Linked DNA regions of Homo sapiens: region 2 is linked to region 1. A link is an interaction called in ENCODE POLR2A ChIA-PET data of the cell type or tissue named here. Cell type or tissue: HepG2. All regions are shown on one strand.

Evidence for each region. Peaks named below come from ENCODE experiments on the same cell type or tissue, not always from the same donor. Only the 100,000 strongest peaks of a DNase experiment are listed, where the experiment ranks them.
Region 2: POLR2A ChIA-PET joins it to region 1 with 7 read pairs; 6 of 35 experiments call an interaction of 5 or more read pairs at or near these places.

Annotation. Positions count from the first base shown.
Region 1 is chr20:43,503,159-43,511,158 of GRCh38, forward strand. L3MBTL1 (L3MBTL histone methyl-lysine binding protein 1) reads left to right here and starts at 4,539. Exons shown (of 22, transcript NM_001377303.1): 1 at 4,539-4,586. RefSeq lists a silencer at 4,420-4,749. In HepG2, a CTCF peak has its summit at 4,687 (motif pointing right); a DNase peak (open chromatin) is centred at 4,553; H3K4me3 peaks cover 1,103 bases; H3K27me3 peaks cover 1,863 bases.
Region 2 is chr20:43,644,450-43,652,449 of GRCh38, forward strand. IFT52 (intraflagellar transport 52) reads left to right here. Exons shown (of 14, transcript NM_016004.5): 14 at 2,487-2,850. The coding sequence ends at 2,534. Among named protein-coding and RNA genes, the nearest start is that of MYBL2, 19 kb to the right of the region's middle. In HepG2, no CTCF peak of the experiment used is centred here; no DNase peak of the experiment used is centred here.

The DNA.
Region 1 (8,000 bases):
CCAGGCTGGAGTGCAGTGGGGCGAACATGGCTCATTACAAGCTTAAGTGATCCTCCTGCCTCAGCCTTCCAAGTAGCTGGGACCATAGGAATGTCACCACACCCGGCTGATCTTTTTATGTTTTGTAGAGACATGGTCTCACTTTGTTGCCCAGGCTGGTCTCGAATTCCTGGGCTCAAGCTATCTTCCCACCTCAGCATCTCAAAGTGCTGGGATTACAGGTGTGAGCCACCACACCCGGCCCCCCAGTCTTTATACATGGGCTTCAGTTCCAACTCTCAGGGCCACATGGACCCAAGGTTCCATCTCCCATCATTACATGTGTAGTAAAACCCAAGTCTCTAGCAGCTGGGTCCTGTCTGTATCCAACAACCACCTCCAGGACAAGAGAGACATCAGGCCACATCTTATTGCTCTGGTTCCCTTTTTGTTTTTGACTCCTGAGGATTTCCTCTTACACGTTCAGCAATGAATTTACTTTTTTTTTTTTGAAACGGAGTCTTGCTCTGTCACCCAGGCTGGAGCGCAGTGGCAGAATCTCAGCTCACTGCAAGCTCTGCCTCCCGGGTTCATGCCATTCTCCTGTCTCAGCCTCCTGAGTAGCTGGGACTACAGGCGCCCGCCACCACGCCCGGCTAATATTTTTATAATTATAGTAGAGACAGGGTTTCACCGTGTTAGCCAGAATAGTCTCAAGCTCTTGACCTCGTGATCCACCCGCCTCGGCCTCCCAAAATGCTGGGATTACAGGCATGAACCACCGCGCCCGGCCAGCAATGAATTTACTTTCTTTCCCTGTGTGCTTGCTTGCTTCCTTTCTTGTAATATAATAGGCAGGGTTTTCTGGTGTTTGTGTTAGAAAAGGTTCCCAGCCAGGCGCGGTGGCTCATGCCTGTAATCCTAGCACTTTGGGACGCCAACGCAGGAGGATCCCTTGAGCTTAGGAGTTTGAGACCAGCCTGGACAACACAGGGAGACCCTGTCTCTATTTTATGTAACTACATTTAAAAGATAAAAATAAAAAAAGTTTTTAAAACGTTCCATACTAGCTCAGTCTGACGTTGGAACCAGAAGTGTTTTTATACATAAAGGGCACATCCTGATGATTTCCCTAAAAATCTGCAGACAGTCTCAATGGTGAATGAAACTCTATTGTAGGAACAGAATGGTGTGGGCTGCTTAGAAACAACAGTTTTCTTTTGTTTGTTTGTTTTACATACAGGGTCTTGTTCTATTGCCCAGGTTGGAGTGCAGTGGTATGATCACAGCTCACTGCAGCCTTGACTTCCTGGGCTCAAGCAATCCTCCCATCTCAGCCTCCCAAGTAGCCAGGACTATAGGCATGTGCCATCACACCCAACTAATTTTTAATTTTTTTGTAGAGACTGGAGGGGGTCTGTCATTGATACAGGAGTGGGGCAGGGAAGTGCTGGGTAGAGAAAGGCAGGGTCCCTGGTGAGGGCCCCACCCATGGACCCAGGTGAAGACAGGCACTCCTGTTTTTGTGCCCAAATGTTGCATTTTCCAAGACCACTCTGGCCCGCACACCCCCCATCTTGTGCCTATATAAACCCCAATACCCTAGTGGGCACACATACAAATGGCTGGATATGGAGAGGAACACATCAGAAGAACACACGGACGCTGACAGGCCATCAACTGCAGAAGGATGCGGATGCCTAGGGAAATTCAGCTGAGGGTGGTTGAAGGAGAGCCAGGCAACTCCAGGGGAAGACCACCTTCCCACTCCATTCCCCTTCTGTTTCCCCATACATCTGCTGAGAGCAACCTCCACCATTCAATAAAACCTTGCACTCATTCTCCAAGCCCATGTGTAATCTGATTTTTCCAGTACACTAGGGCAAGAACCCAGGATACAGAAAACTCTCTGTCCTTTCAATAAGGCAGAGGGTCTAATTGAGCTGATTAAAACGAGCTGTCTACGGACGGCTAAACTGAAGAGCACACAGTAACACACGTCTACTGAGGCTTCGGGAGCTGTAAATACTCAACCCTAGATGCTGCTGTGGGGTTGGAGCCCACGCTCCCCACTACCTGCCCGTCTGTATGCTCCCCCTAGGGTTTGAGTTGCAGGGCACTGAGGAAGCAAGCCACTCCCCCGCTGTCACACACCCTGCTAGGGGGATAAGGGAACTTTTCTTGTTTCATTACTATGTTGACCAGGCTGGTCTTGAACTCCTGGCGTCAAGCAATCCTCCCACGTTGGCATAAGTGCTGGGATTACAGGTGTGAGCCACTATGCCTGGCGTAAACAACAGTCTTCTCAGTGCTTTGACTCATCAATATTTCAAAATATTTTGGGTCCATGCTTGAGCAGGGGGTTAACATGGAGAAGACAATGGGGGCTGTGAACTTGTGAAGAGGGGGCTATCACTTGAGGGGAGGACTGGACTTGCTTACTTGCTCCTGAAGGCAGACTGGTACTGGAAGGGGAAACTCTGGCTTCATGAGGCAGAAACTTCTCCAAATCATATTAACGTGGTAGCAGCTCTTCACCCCAGGATTTGGTGATCTTGATACCTGGTTTGTTTGTTTGACCCCTGTTCAAGCCAACAAGCCAGGTATCAAGACCACAAAAATACAGTTTTTTTCTTGGGTGAGGAGAGAGATTTTTTGTTTGTTTAGACAGGATTTCTCTCTGTTGCCCAGGCTGGAGTGCAGTGGCTCACTCATGGCCCACTTCAGCCTTGAGCTCCTGGACTCAAGCGACCCTCTCACCTCAGCCTCCCTAGTAGCTAGGGAGGACTACAGTTATGCGCCACCACACCCAGCTAATTTTTTTTTTTTTTTTTTTGTAGAGACAGGATTTTGCCATGTTGCCCAGGCTGGTCTCAAACTCCTGGGCTCAAGCAATCCTCCCACCTCAGCCTCCCAAAGTGCCGGGATTACAGGCGTGAGGCACAAAAATACTGTCGATAGCCAGAAAAATAATGTCTTAGCAACTCACATCCATGTTAGTTGTTTGTTTCTAGGTCTTGCTAGCTCAAATTCCACTTATCCGTCTTAATCACCATCTAAAAGATGCCTTTGTTTTTGAGAATCCATGTGTTTGTGTAGGTTCACCACTTTCTTTTAATCTTCTGAATACCTAAAATAAACCTTTGAAATCTAGATCACGCACAGTCTAGGTTGAGATGAGAGAATACTGAGCGGATGGTTGTGTATGTATCAATGTGTAGAAAAAGGCATCCATCGTTATGGCAACCAGCATCCTTAACTGATGCAATCCTGTTCCCAATAATATGAGATGTGATTAAAAATTGACATTGCAGCAAGGAAGAACACATGCAATGCGTTGGCGTGGCAACCGGAATAGTTAAATTCTGCATAAATTTAAACCTGTCGATCACAGCAATTTGGAGAATTTGCCTACATTTCATTAGGAACCCTTTTCTCATCTGGCCTGGGAGGGAATCAGGAGCCTGGTGGTCTGACATGTGGCCATGACTTAAGGCCAAGTAAAATCAAGGGATTAAATTAAATCATTGGTGTGGGAGAGGGGCTGGATGGTGGACTGTACCAAAAGTTACCCTGTTTTCATCTGCATACCCTACATCATTTAGTCACTCAACAGATATTTATTAAGCACCCACTCTGTGCCCCGCTCTGGGCTAGGTACTAGGAATACAAAAACTAATATTTCCTACCCTCTTGGAGCTTGAAACCTCTTAGCCTCTGGAATTACTCAAATCTATGTGAAGTGCCAGCTGTGGTATGTGTAAGCGAGACAGGTATCTTGTGTTACCAGAACCAATAACAAGGAGATTTGATTAATTAGAGAGATCAGGTGGAGGCGAAGAGATCAGTCAAAGTGAAGCAGAGAGGGGCAGTGATTGCTACACCACCACAGGAACCCAAACTGAAAACGACCATACGCCATGAAGTGGGTGATAGTCTTTACCAATGTCGAAATGGAGGACCTGGGGGATACTGATGTTACCCAGCCCTTCGCAGTGGGGTCACCCAAAAGTAGACGCGGCTAATGCCGCTCTTTATGCCCGGCAGGGCCAGGACCAGAGTCCCCGCACGAGGGTTCCTCTCTCCGGTCGCACGTGCCCTTCACCCTTCCTGAGGCCGTTTTCTGACGCTCCTGAGCTCCCCTCCAGGGTGAGGGCAGGCGCGGTGGGAAGGCGTTGGACAGAGCAGACACTCGGCTGGGGTGCATGCCTGGGTGCAGCCTCGTCTTTTGTCACTAACCACTCAGCTCGGTAGCCCTCCAGGCTCTCTCTTCGAGCTCCGCGGTCCCTGCGCCCCCGCTGCGCTCTGCTAGCTGTGATGCAGGGGTTCGGGGGCAGGAAAAATCTCGACCCGCCACGCCCGTGCGGCAAACCTGTCCTAGGTTGAGGGGGCATGAGGCGCGCACAACCAGGGCCTCGAAGGCAGGCAAGAGGGCGCGGGCGCCACAGAAGCCTGGGCCTGCGCCTGGGCCGGGCAGATGTGCCCGGCGCTCGGGCCCCGCGCTCTGCGTCCTGCAGGGAGGCGGACCCGCCCCCCGAACGCGCAGGCGCGCGGCGCCCGGCTCGGACCGTAGCTAGGCGCTGGGCGGCCACCGGCTGGCCAGGCAGGTAAGCAACCAGCGGTGCGTGGGCTCAGACCTTGCGTCCCCTGGGCGCCGCGCCACCCCGCTCCGTCCAGGGCGGCGAGGGCTCAGGTCTGCGGCCCCGGCGTCTCGCTCCTTCCGAGCGCCTCCGGCGGGGGGCGCGGGCTGGGGAGGAGGTTCGGGAAAACGCCGGGGAAAGCGGTCTGGGCGGAGCGCGCAGGGGGCCAGGCGGGTGCGGGACTCCAGGCCCAGCCGACCCTGCGGCGTGGCTTCGGGCTGCGATCAGGAGGGGCGAGGAGGGTGGAGGCTGCGTGTTTGGAGATACGCAATCAATTAAGAGTTTTTTTATTAATGGAAAGGTGTGGAGGGCGGGGTTTTGGTTTTCTTGGGAAATGAATGAGTCATTTGGCAAACTTTCCTACCATTAATTTTGGATTTTTATAATGGAATATGGAATTTTTTTTGTTTCTCTCTCTTTTTTTTTTTTTGGCCATAAAGAGAAAGAATAAAAAGAATTCCGCCATTTTAGCGTTTTAAAAAGTAACCGTTCTGCGGAACTGTCGGATCAGTGACCGCCCCGCCCGCCTTTGCCTATACCAGTCCCGGGAGGCTGGTGGCGGGTCCCGATCCTGGAACCCTGCGCTCAGGGCCGCTTCCGTCCCCTCCCGAGTCCGGGAAGCAGCTGCGGCGAGGGGCGGGGCCGAGGCCCCAAGTTTGTAGCGCTCAGCCTTGCTGTGTGTTGTTTTCTGGGTAGCTGTCGAGGGCTCTACTCCCCACCCAACACCTATAGTAAGGACATTTATTGGTCGTTTTTGTATACAAGGCCTTGGAAGGCAAGGGATTGAGAAAACCTTGTCAGACATCAAGAGAAAATACCCATGGACACATTCAGCCAACAGATATTTATTGAGCATCTGCTATGTGCACGGCTCTGGGCTGGGGCTACAATGGTTGTTTTAGGTCGGGTCCCCCGAAACAGACTCCGATAGCAAGATTTGAGTGTAGGTTTATCGGAGTGCTCTTGCGAATATCACCAGTAGGGGAATGACGGGTTGGGCGGAAGAAGAAGCTGAACTGCTGATGTAGTCTCAACAGAGGCCTCAGCCTGACCTAATGGAAGCTCTGGAACTGAGATGGCCCTGCAGAGGTGTTCCAAAGTAAGGCAAGGGGGTGGGGTCTTTACACCTCATAGCAACTCGTCATTGGCTGGCGGCTTCTAGGAGAGCCTTCAAGTGAGGTAGCTCCCTAGGCTCAGAGCAGTTCCAAGAGAGGCTGACGGCAGAAGGCTGAAAACTTTCTTCAGTGTCCACCAGAAACCCAGACTCTTCTGAGTCCCCCCTCACTTCATGGCAGACTCCTTCTCAGTCCCTTTTGCTAGACCCTTTTCCTCTTCCCAACCTATAAATGTGGGTGTGCTCCAAAGTTCCCACTTTTTTCTTTATACTCAGTTATGTGGTTTTTTCTTTTTTCTTTCTTTCTCTCTCTCTCCTTCCTTCCTTCCTCCCCTCCCCTCCCCTTTCTCTCTGACAGGGTCTTGCTCTGTCGCCCAGGCTCGAGTGTAGTGGTGTGATCATAGCTCACTGCAGCCTTTACCTCCCAGGCTCAAGCAACCCTCCCACCTCAGCCTCCCCAGTAGCTGGGACCACAGGGGTGCACCACCATGTTCAGCTAATTTTTAAAATCTTTTGTTGAGGCTGAGGCCTCACTATGTTGGCCATGCTGGTCTCAAACTCCTGGGCTCAAGTGATCCTCCCACCTTGGCCTCCCAAAGTGCTAGGATTACAGGCATGAGCCACCAGGCCTCGCCCCAGTTCTGTGGTTTTAAATGCCATCTACACATGCTGGTCTTCAAATTTATACCTCCAGCCCCAACCTCATCCATTATCTCCAGAATATAAGCTTCATGAGAGCATTTTGTCATGTTTGTGACTGTAACCCCAGAGCACAGAATGGTGGTGACACCTACTTGGTCCTCCCATGCTTGCTGGAAAAGAGGCAGCGAACCCAAACAGAAACGTAGTCTTCAAATCCAGCTTCTTCAATAGACCTGAGATGTGACAGGTTTTGACACAGAGTGAAATTCTTTCAGAAGTAACCACATTCACTCTTAACTGCCAGTGTTTCAAATAAAAAGATTAACTCTATTTATTTATTTATTTATTGAGACAGGGTCTCATTTTGTCACTCAGGCTGGAGTGCAGTGGCGCGATCTTGGCTCACTGCAACCTCCACCTCCTGGGTTCAAGGGATTCTCCTGCCTCAGCCTCCTGAGTAGCTGGGATAACAGGCGTGTGCCACCATGCCCAGCTAAATTTTTGTACTTTTGGTAGAGATGGAGTTTCAACATGTTGTCCAGGCTGGTTTTGAACTCCTGGCCTCAAGTGATTGGCCTCCCAAAGTGTTGGGATTACAGGTGTGAGCCACCACGCATGGCCTGCCTGGCTAACTTTTGTACTTTTTGTAGAGATGGGGTTTCACCATGTTGCCCAGGCTGGTCTCCAACTCCTGAGCTCAAAGCGATCCACCCACCTTGGCCTCCCAAAGTGCTGGGATTATAGGCGTGAGCCACCACGTCCAGCCTAACTCTAAAGGTATTTAAAATAGTACAAGTACTTCAGCTGTGCAAAGCAAATTGGAATTGAAATTCAGGGAATTATGTTTTATAATTTTCTTTCTTTCTTTCTTTCTTTTTTTTTTTTTTTTGAGGTGGAGTCTTATTCTGTTGCCCAGGCTGGAGTGCAGTGGCATGATCTTGGCTTACCGCAACCTCCACCTCCTGGGTTCAAGCAATTCTCCTGCCTCAGCCTCCCAAATAGCTGGGATTACAGGCGCCTGCCACCACACCTGGCTATTTTTTTTTTATTTTTTTGTGTTTTTAGTAGCAATGGGGTTTCACCATGTTGGTCAGACTGGTCTTGAACTCCTGACCTCAGGTGATCTACCCACCTCGGCTTCCCAAAGTGCTGGGATTAGAGGCGTGAGCCACTGCGCCCAGCTAATTTTTTTTTTTTCTTTAGAGACAGGGTCTCGCTCTGTCACCTAGACCGGAGTACAGTGGTGAGATCATGGCTCACTGCAGCCTTGACCTCCCGGGCTCAAGCAATCCTCCTGCCTCAGCCTCTGGAGTAGTTGGGACTACAGGCATATACTGCAACACCTGGCTTATTTTTATTTTTTAATTTTTTATAGAGACAGAGTCTCCCTGTGTTGCCTAGGCTGGTCTTGAACTCTTGGGCTCAAGCAGTCCTCCCACCTCAGCCTCCAGAGTACTGGGATTACAGGTGTGAGCCACTGCATTGGGCCCATACAGTGTTTTTTTGTTTTGGTTTTGGTTTTTGGTTTTTGAGATGGAGTCTTGCTCTGTCTCCCAGGCTGGAGTACAGTGGGACGATCTCGGCTCACTGCAACCTCTACCCTCCACCTCCCGGGTTCAAGCGAT
Region 2 (8,000 bases), 140 kb after region 1:
AAGTATCCTAGGGTACATCCATAAGATAAAAAATGTTTTTAAAAATGTTTGGCCAGGAATGGTGGCTCACGCCTGTAATCCCAGCACTTTGGGAGGCTGAGGCGGGTGGATCACGAGGTCAGGAGTTCAAGACTAGCCTGACCAACATGGTGAACCCTCCTCTCTACTAAAAATACAAAAATTAGCCAGGTGTGGTGGCGTGCACCTGTAGTCCCTGCTACTCAGGAGGCTGAGGCAGGAGAATTGCTTGAACCCGGGAGACAGAGGTTGGCAGTGAGCCAAGAACGTGCCATTGCACTCCAGCCTGGGAGACAGAGTGAGACTCTATCTCAAAAAAATAAATAAAAAATAAAAATAAAAATGTTTAAGGACTTGGGCCAGGCGCTGTGGCTCACATCTGTAATCCCAACACTTTGGGAGGCTGAGGTGGGCGGATCACTTGAGGTCAGGAATTCGAGACCAGCCTGGCCAACATGGTGAAACCCCATCTCTACTAAAAATAAAAAAATCAGCTGGGTGTGGTGGCCCGTGCCTGTAGTCCCAGTTACTCAGGAGGCTGAGGCAAGAGATTCGCTTGAACCTGGGAGGCGGAGGTTGCAGTGAGCCAAGATTGCACCACTGTACTCCAACCTGGGCAACAGAGTAAGACTCAAAAAAAAAAAAGTTTAAGGACTTGGGAATACATTCGTGATACAGTAAATATGTGGTGGGGAGAGACTAAAGAACAGTATATAGAGAGATTCTACTTTCTTTACAGAATACAATACACACATAGAATTATTTTGCATAATAAAAAAATAACATAAAGATATTTATCCTTGGGGCCCAGTGCGGTGGCTCACGCCTGTAATTAATCCCAGCACTTTGGGAGGCCAAGGCAGGTGGATCACGAGGTCAGGAGATCGAGACCATACTGGCTAACACAGTGAAACCCCGTCTCTACTAAAAATACAAAAAATTAGCCGGCCGTGTTGGCGGGTGCCCATAGTCCCAGCTACTCAGGAGGCTGAGGCAGGAGAATGGTGTGAACCCGGGAGGCAGAGCTTGCAGTGAGCTGAGATCATGCCACTGCACTCCAGCCTGGGTGACAGAGTAAGACTCTGTCCCCCCCAAAAAAAGAAGATATTTATCCTTGGGCTGGGCACAGTGGCTCACGCTTGCAATCCCAGCACTTTGGGGGGCCAAGGTAGGTGAATCATTTAAGCCCAGGAGTTCTAGTCCAGCCTGGGCAACAGAAACTCCACATCCATAAAAAAATACAAAAATTAGCCAGGTGTGGTGGTGTGCACCTGTAGTCCCAGCTACTTGGGAGGCTGAGGTGGGAGGATCATCTGAGCCTGGGGAGGTTGAGGTTGCAGTGAGCAGTGATCATGCCACTGCACTCCATCCAGGGTGATAGAGTGAGACCCTGTTTAAAAAAAAAAAAAAAAGATAGTGTTTAATTTTTATTTTCCTTCTTTATTAAAATTTCTATAGTGGGCCGGGCGCGGTGGCTCACGCCTGTAATCCCAGCACTTTGGGAGGCCGAGGCAGGAGGATCATGAGGTCAGGAGATCGAGACCATCCTGGCTAACATGTGAAACCCCGTCTCCACTACAAATACAAAAAAAAATTAGCCGCGCGTGGTGGCGGGCACCTGTAGTCCCAGCTACTCGGGAGGCTGGGGCAGGAGAATGGCATGAACCTGGGAGGCAGAGCTTGCAGTGAGCCGAGATCACGCCACTGCACTCCAGCCTGGGTGACAGAGCGAGACTCGTCTCAAAAAAAAAAAAAAAATTCTATAGTGACTGTGTCACTTTTGCAGCAAAAAAAGAGTGTTTTGTTGTTTAATGTAAGCAGGCAAAATTCAAGCTTAGGATTTCAGATGCTGAGTGGAAAGACCAATTAGGTTCTGAGCCTCTCCTGGAAGGAAGCTGGCTGTGCCGGATGCTCATTTGGCAGTGTTTTACTCTCCACGTCTAGCATGGTGCTGGAGGCTGGGGCCATAGCAGTGAACAAGATGATTGCGGTTCTTGCTGTGCCTCTCAGAGCTCTGTGTAGTGGGAGACAGAAGTGTATTGGCAGTTACCGTGGTCTAAGTGCCATCCATGAAGGGAACCCAGAGATGAGGGTTTTGATGTGGCTGCTCAGCAGTGAATGATGGGATGGGAGGTCAGGTAGGTTCCCAGCAGTACTCACTCTGGTGGCATGCTAGGACAGACACCCGAGGCCAATATAAGAAGTCTGGTGTGGTCTTTGCACCAGTGCTTTCAACTCTGTTTGTTACTCATCATGGTGGGTGGTGGGCAGTGGTCACAAGCCCTGCCATGGTAGGGCAAAAGGATCAAAATTTGATCCTTGGGTTGGATTCAGCCCTAAAGCCAGATATTATGTATATGTCCTAATTAATAAAGATTCAGAATCTCTAAAGTCCAAAGCACTGAAGAGTTTACATTTCAGGCTTTATACTGAAATACTAAAATTCTGTGTCTTATTCTCTCATCCAGGAACATGACATCGATACAAGTGAAACAGCATTCCAGAACAATTTCTGAAGACCATGCCTCTTGAAGCTTTTTCTGCCTCCTGATTCTCTCTTTGTAAACTATTTTCAAATTGTTTTTCAACTCCTTATCAAAATTGTTTATACACTCTTTCCTCCATGAGCTCTGGAAGGTATATGCATCTTCTGTAATACTCAGATAGGTATAAGATTTTTCACAAAATCCTTATGTAAGATACATTCCATTTTTAAAAATTAAATGTATGGTTGCATCTGTCTTTTTATACCCTATGAAACAGTCTTGATTTTTTTTTCTCAACCCCAGTTCTGGATTTGAGTCTTTTATCAAAGACATAATTAACTCTCAAGCTTGTTGTAAATACTGTACAGCTTTCTGGACCGGTTGAAAGGATACAACAGTGGCTGGACACGGTGGCTCACTCATGTAATCCCAGCACTTTGGGAGGCCGAGGCGGGCGGATCATTTGAGGTCAGGAGTTCAAGACCAGCCTGGCCAACATGGTGAAACCTGTCTCTACTAAAAATACAAAAGTTAGCCAGGTGTGGTGGCATGTGCCTGTAATCCCAGCTACTTGGGAGGCTGAGACAGGAGAATCACTTGAATCTGGGAGGCAGAGGTTGCAGTGAGCCGAGATCACGCCACTACACTCCCGCCTGGGTGACAGTGAGACTCTGTCTCAAAAAAAAAAGGGGGGGATGGGAGGCTAGGTGCAGTGGCTCATGCCTGTAATCCCAGCACTTTGGGAGACCGAGTTGGGTGGATCACGAGGGCAGGAGATCGAGACCATCCTGGCTAACATGGTGAAACCCCATCTCTACTAAAAGTACAAAAAATTAGCCGGGCATGGTGGCACACACCTGTAGTTCCAGCTACTCGGGAGGGTGAGGCAGGAGAATCACTTGAACCCGGGAGGCGGAGGTTGCAGTAAACTGAGATCACACCACCACATACCAGTCTGGGTGTCAGAGCAAGACTCTTGTCTCAAAAAAAAAAAAAAAAAAGGATACAGAACTTAACCCATAGTCTGTTTACCCCACTGTACCTAAAGAAGAAGATAAAAGAGTAGACAGATACCTTCCTTATATAGATCTCATCCCTTCATCTCCCAGTTGCCCATAGGACACAACCATGTAGAGCAAGCTTGTCCAACCCGCAGCCCATGGGCTGCATGTGGCTTAGGACGGCTTTGAATGTGGCCTAAAACAAATTTGTAAACTTTTTTTTTTTTTTTGGAGACGGAGTCTCGCTCTGTCACCCACGCTGGAGTGCAGTGGCGCGATCTCGGCTCACTGCAAGCTCTGCCTCCTGGGTTCACACCATTCTCCTGCCTCAGCCTCTCCGAGTAGCTGGGACTACAGGCGCCCGCCACCACGCCCGGCTAATTTTTAGTATTTTTAGTAGAGATGGGGTTTCACCGTGGTCTCGATCTCCTGACCTCATGATCCGCCCGCCTCAGCCTCCCAAAGTGCTGGGATTACAAGCGTGAGCCACCGCGCCCGGCCTACAAATTTGTAAACTCTTAAAACATTATGAGGCCAGGTGCAGTGGCTCATGCTTGTAATCCCAACACTTTGGGAGGCCAAGGTGGGTGGATCACCTGAGGCCAGGAGATAGAGACCAACCTGGCCAACAGGATGAAACCCTGTCCCTACAAAAAATACAAAAATTAGCCAGGTGTAGAGGCCTGGTACGGTGGCTCATGCCTGTAATCCCAGTTCTTTGGGAGGCCGAGGTGGATGGATCACTTGAAGTCAGGAGTTCAAGACAAGCCTGGCCAACATGGCGAAAACCTGTCTCTCCTAAAAATACAAAAATTACCCGGGTGTGGTGGTGCAGGCCTATAATCCCAGCTTCTCAGGAGGCTGGGGCAGGACAGTCGCTTGAACCCCAGAGGCAGAGGTTGTGGTGAGCTGAGGTTGTACCACTGCACTCCAGCCTGGGCAACAGAGCAAGACTGTCTCAAAAAAAAAAAAAAAATTAGCCAGACATGGTCAGGCATAGTGGCTCATAGCTGTAGTCCCAGCTACTTGGGAGGCTGAGGTGGGGAAAATCATTGAACCTGGGAGGCAGAAGTTGCAGTGAGCCAAGATCACATAACTGCACTCCAGCCTGGGTGACAGAGCAAGACTGTCAAAAAAAAAAAAAAAAATTAAGAGATAGATGTGTTTATTATTATTTTTATTTTTATTTTTTTTATTTTTTTTAAGAAGGAGTCTCGCCCTTTTGCCCAGGCTGGAGTGCAGTGGCGCTATCTTGGCTCACTGCAAACTCCACCTCCCAGGTTCATGCCATTCTCCTGCCTCAGCCTCCCAAGTAGCTGGGACTACAGGCACCCACCACCATGCCTGGCTAATTTTTTGTATTTTTAATAGAGACGAGGTTTCACTGTGTTAGGCAGGATGGTCTCGATCTCCTGACCTCATGATCCACCAGCCTCGGCCTCCCAAAGTGCTGGGATTACAGGTGTGAGCCACTGCACCCGGCCATTATTATTATTTTTTTAGCTCATCAGCCATTGTTAGTGTATTTTGTGTGACCCAAGACAATTCTTCCAATGTTGCCCAGGGAAGCCAAAAGATTAGATACTCCTGATTTAGAAGCTGAGCCTGGGGAACAAAAGTGAAAGTCCATCTCTACAAAAATGAAAATTAGCCAGGTATAGTGGCACACACCTGTAGTCCCAGGTATTTGGGAGACTGAGGTGGCAGGATTGCTTGAGCCCAGGAGTTCAAAGCTGCACTAGCTATGATCATACCACTGCACTCCAGAATGGGCCACCCATGCTTCTTCCCTGTCCTCTGGCTTCCTGAAGCACTCAGTTCTATCATCATCTTGGGTTATAATGTAGGGCCAAATTTAATCATCTGTTCCAAGGAGGCTAGAGGGTATTGTCATGGGACAATGGGAGAGACTGCACCTGTCAGAATGGTGCAGTTGGTGTATAGAAATGCACAGCAGTGTACTGACATACACAGATAACCAGCTTTGGGGAACTCTGAAAGCCAGATGGAAGGTTGCAGAGCCACTGAGGATAGGAGAGGAGAGAAGGGAGAGGAGAGGAGAGGAGGGGAGGGGAGGGGAGGTGGGAGGAAAGGGGGGAGGGGGGAGGGGAGGAGCAATTCCCATTGCTGCACAATGGGAATAGTTTAGCTGGTGGGTTCTATAAAGATGGGAATGGTAGAAGGATGGTCATTTACAGAAGAGTTTGATACAACCCCAAGAGCAAATAATAAGGATGTGGACTAAGGTGGTATTATAGGAAAGGTGGCATTTTGAAACACTTTGGTCTGGGTGTTGAAAGTTAGATTGGCAAGATTTGGGGCTTGATTTCCTGGGACAGTGGGGGCAGCTATTAAAAGATGGGGAGTCTAGGCCAGGCACGGTGGCTCATGCCTGTAATCCCAGCAATTTGGGAGGCCGAGACGGGCAGATCACCTGAGATCAAGAGTTCTAGACCAGCCTGGCCAACATGGTGAAACCCCGTCTCTACTAAAAATACAAAAATTAGCCTGGCGTGGCGGGCGCCTGTAATCCCAGCTACTCAGGAGACTGAGGTGGGAAAATTGCTTGAACCCGGGAAGTGGAGGTAGCAGTGAGTCGAGATCATGCCATTGCACTCCAGCCTGGGTAACGAGGGAAACTCTATTAAAAAAAAAAAGATGGGGAGTCTGAAGGATGAGTGGTTTTGGAGCATAAGAGTCCAGTTGAGACTATGGCAATTAATACAGGTGGAAATAACTAGTAAATGGCTGGAAATCCCTAATTTAGGCTTAGAAAAGATGTCCAGTCTCAAGAGTGGAGTTGTTCATATGGAGTGGTTAATTAAAGTCATGAGAATCATTTGTCAAAGAGTAGTGTTAGAAATTTAAAAGCTTGGGAAGAACAGCTCAAGTCAAATCCTGAGTTTCAAATGATTTCTTCATGGTAAAGCTCTGTTCATAGGCTTCCATTCTCTCCCATACTCAAGCCCTAGTACACGGCTTATTCAGAGTTGCCAGCCAGGGCAGGGCACTGGGGAACGGGGAAGCCACTCCAGGGGCAGAAGAATTTGGGGGCTCTAGCTCAAAGCTGGGAGATAAGCAGCTAGAGGACAGGCCTGGGGAGTGCTGTGGCAGTGTGTTCCAAATACATACCCAAAATGTGTTCAATGATTGTCTCCCAACCCAAATGCTCTTCTCTTATCCTGTGGGCTTGATGCTCCTCCCATTGAGAGGTGGGGTCTCTGTTCCCTCCTCTGAATCTTTGAATCTGGCACCGTGGCAGAAGTGATGCTGGTGACCTCTGAGGCTAGTTCATAAAAGGCTATACAGCTTCTGCCTGGTTATCTTGGGACATTCACCTTTAGAACACAAGCCTCCATGTAAGAAGTCCAAGGCCACGTGGATAGGCCATGTATAGGTGTTCTGGCCAACAGCCAGAGATCTCAGTCTATACCAGCATCTTGGTATAAATCGCTTGCCAAACATGAATGATGATACCTCCAAATGACTCCTGGCCCCAACCATCAAGCACCTCAGCCTTTTGTCATCCCAATTGAGGTCCCAGATGTCATAGAGCAGAGACAAGCCATCCCTGCTGTGTTCTTTGTGAATTCCTGACTCCCAGAATCCATGAATATAATAAAATGGGAAGGAAGGTGTGCCCTCACTGCCATTTTGTTATATTTGTTTTTATTTTTATTTTTGTTTTTTTGTTTTGTTTTGTTTTTTGAGACAGGGTCTCATTCTGTCTCCCAGGCTGGAGTGCAGTGACACAATCTCAGCTCACTGCACCCTCTGCCTCCCAGGTTCAAGTGATTCTCCTGCCTCAGCCTCCCCAATAGCTGGGATTACAGGCACGTGCCAACACGCCTGGCTAATTTTTTGTATTTTTAGTAGAGACAAGGTTTCACCATGTTGACCAGGCTGGTCTCAAACTCCTGACCTCAAGTGATCCACCCGCCTCGGCCTCCCAAAGCGCTGTGATTACAGGCGTGAGCCACTGCGCCCAGCCTTGTTTTTGATTTTTTTGAGACAGGGTCTTGCTCTGTTGCCCAGGCTGAAGTGCACTGGTGTGATCATAGCTCACTGTAACCTCAACCTCCTGGGCTCAAGCAATCCTCCTGCTTCAGCTTTCCGAGTAACTGGGACTACAGGTGTATGCTACCATACCCAGCTAATTTTAAAAAATGTATTTTAAAATACATTGAGTGGCTGGGCGCAGTGGCTCATGCCCGTAATCCCAGCACTGTGGGAGGCTGAGGGGGGCAGATCACGAGGTCAGGAAATCGAGACCATCCTGGCTAACACGGTGAAACCCCATCTCTACTAAAAAATACAAAAAAATTAGCCGGGCATGGTGGCAGGCGCCTGTAGTCCCAGCTACTTGGGAGGCTGAGGCAGGAGAATGGCGTGAACCCAGGAGGCGGAGCTTGCAGTGAGCGGAGATCGGGCCACTGCACTCCAGCCTGGGCGACAGAGTGAGACTCGTCTCAAAGAAAAGAAAAAAAAAAAAAAA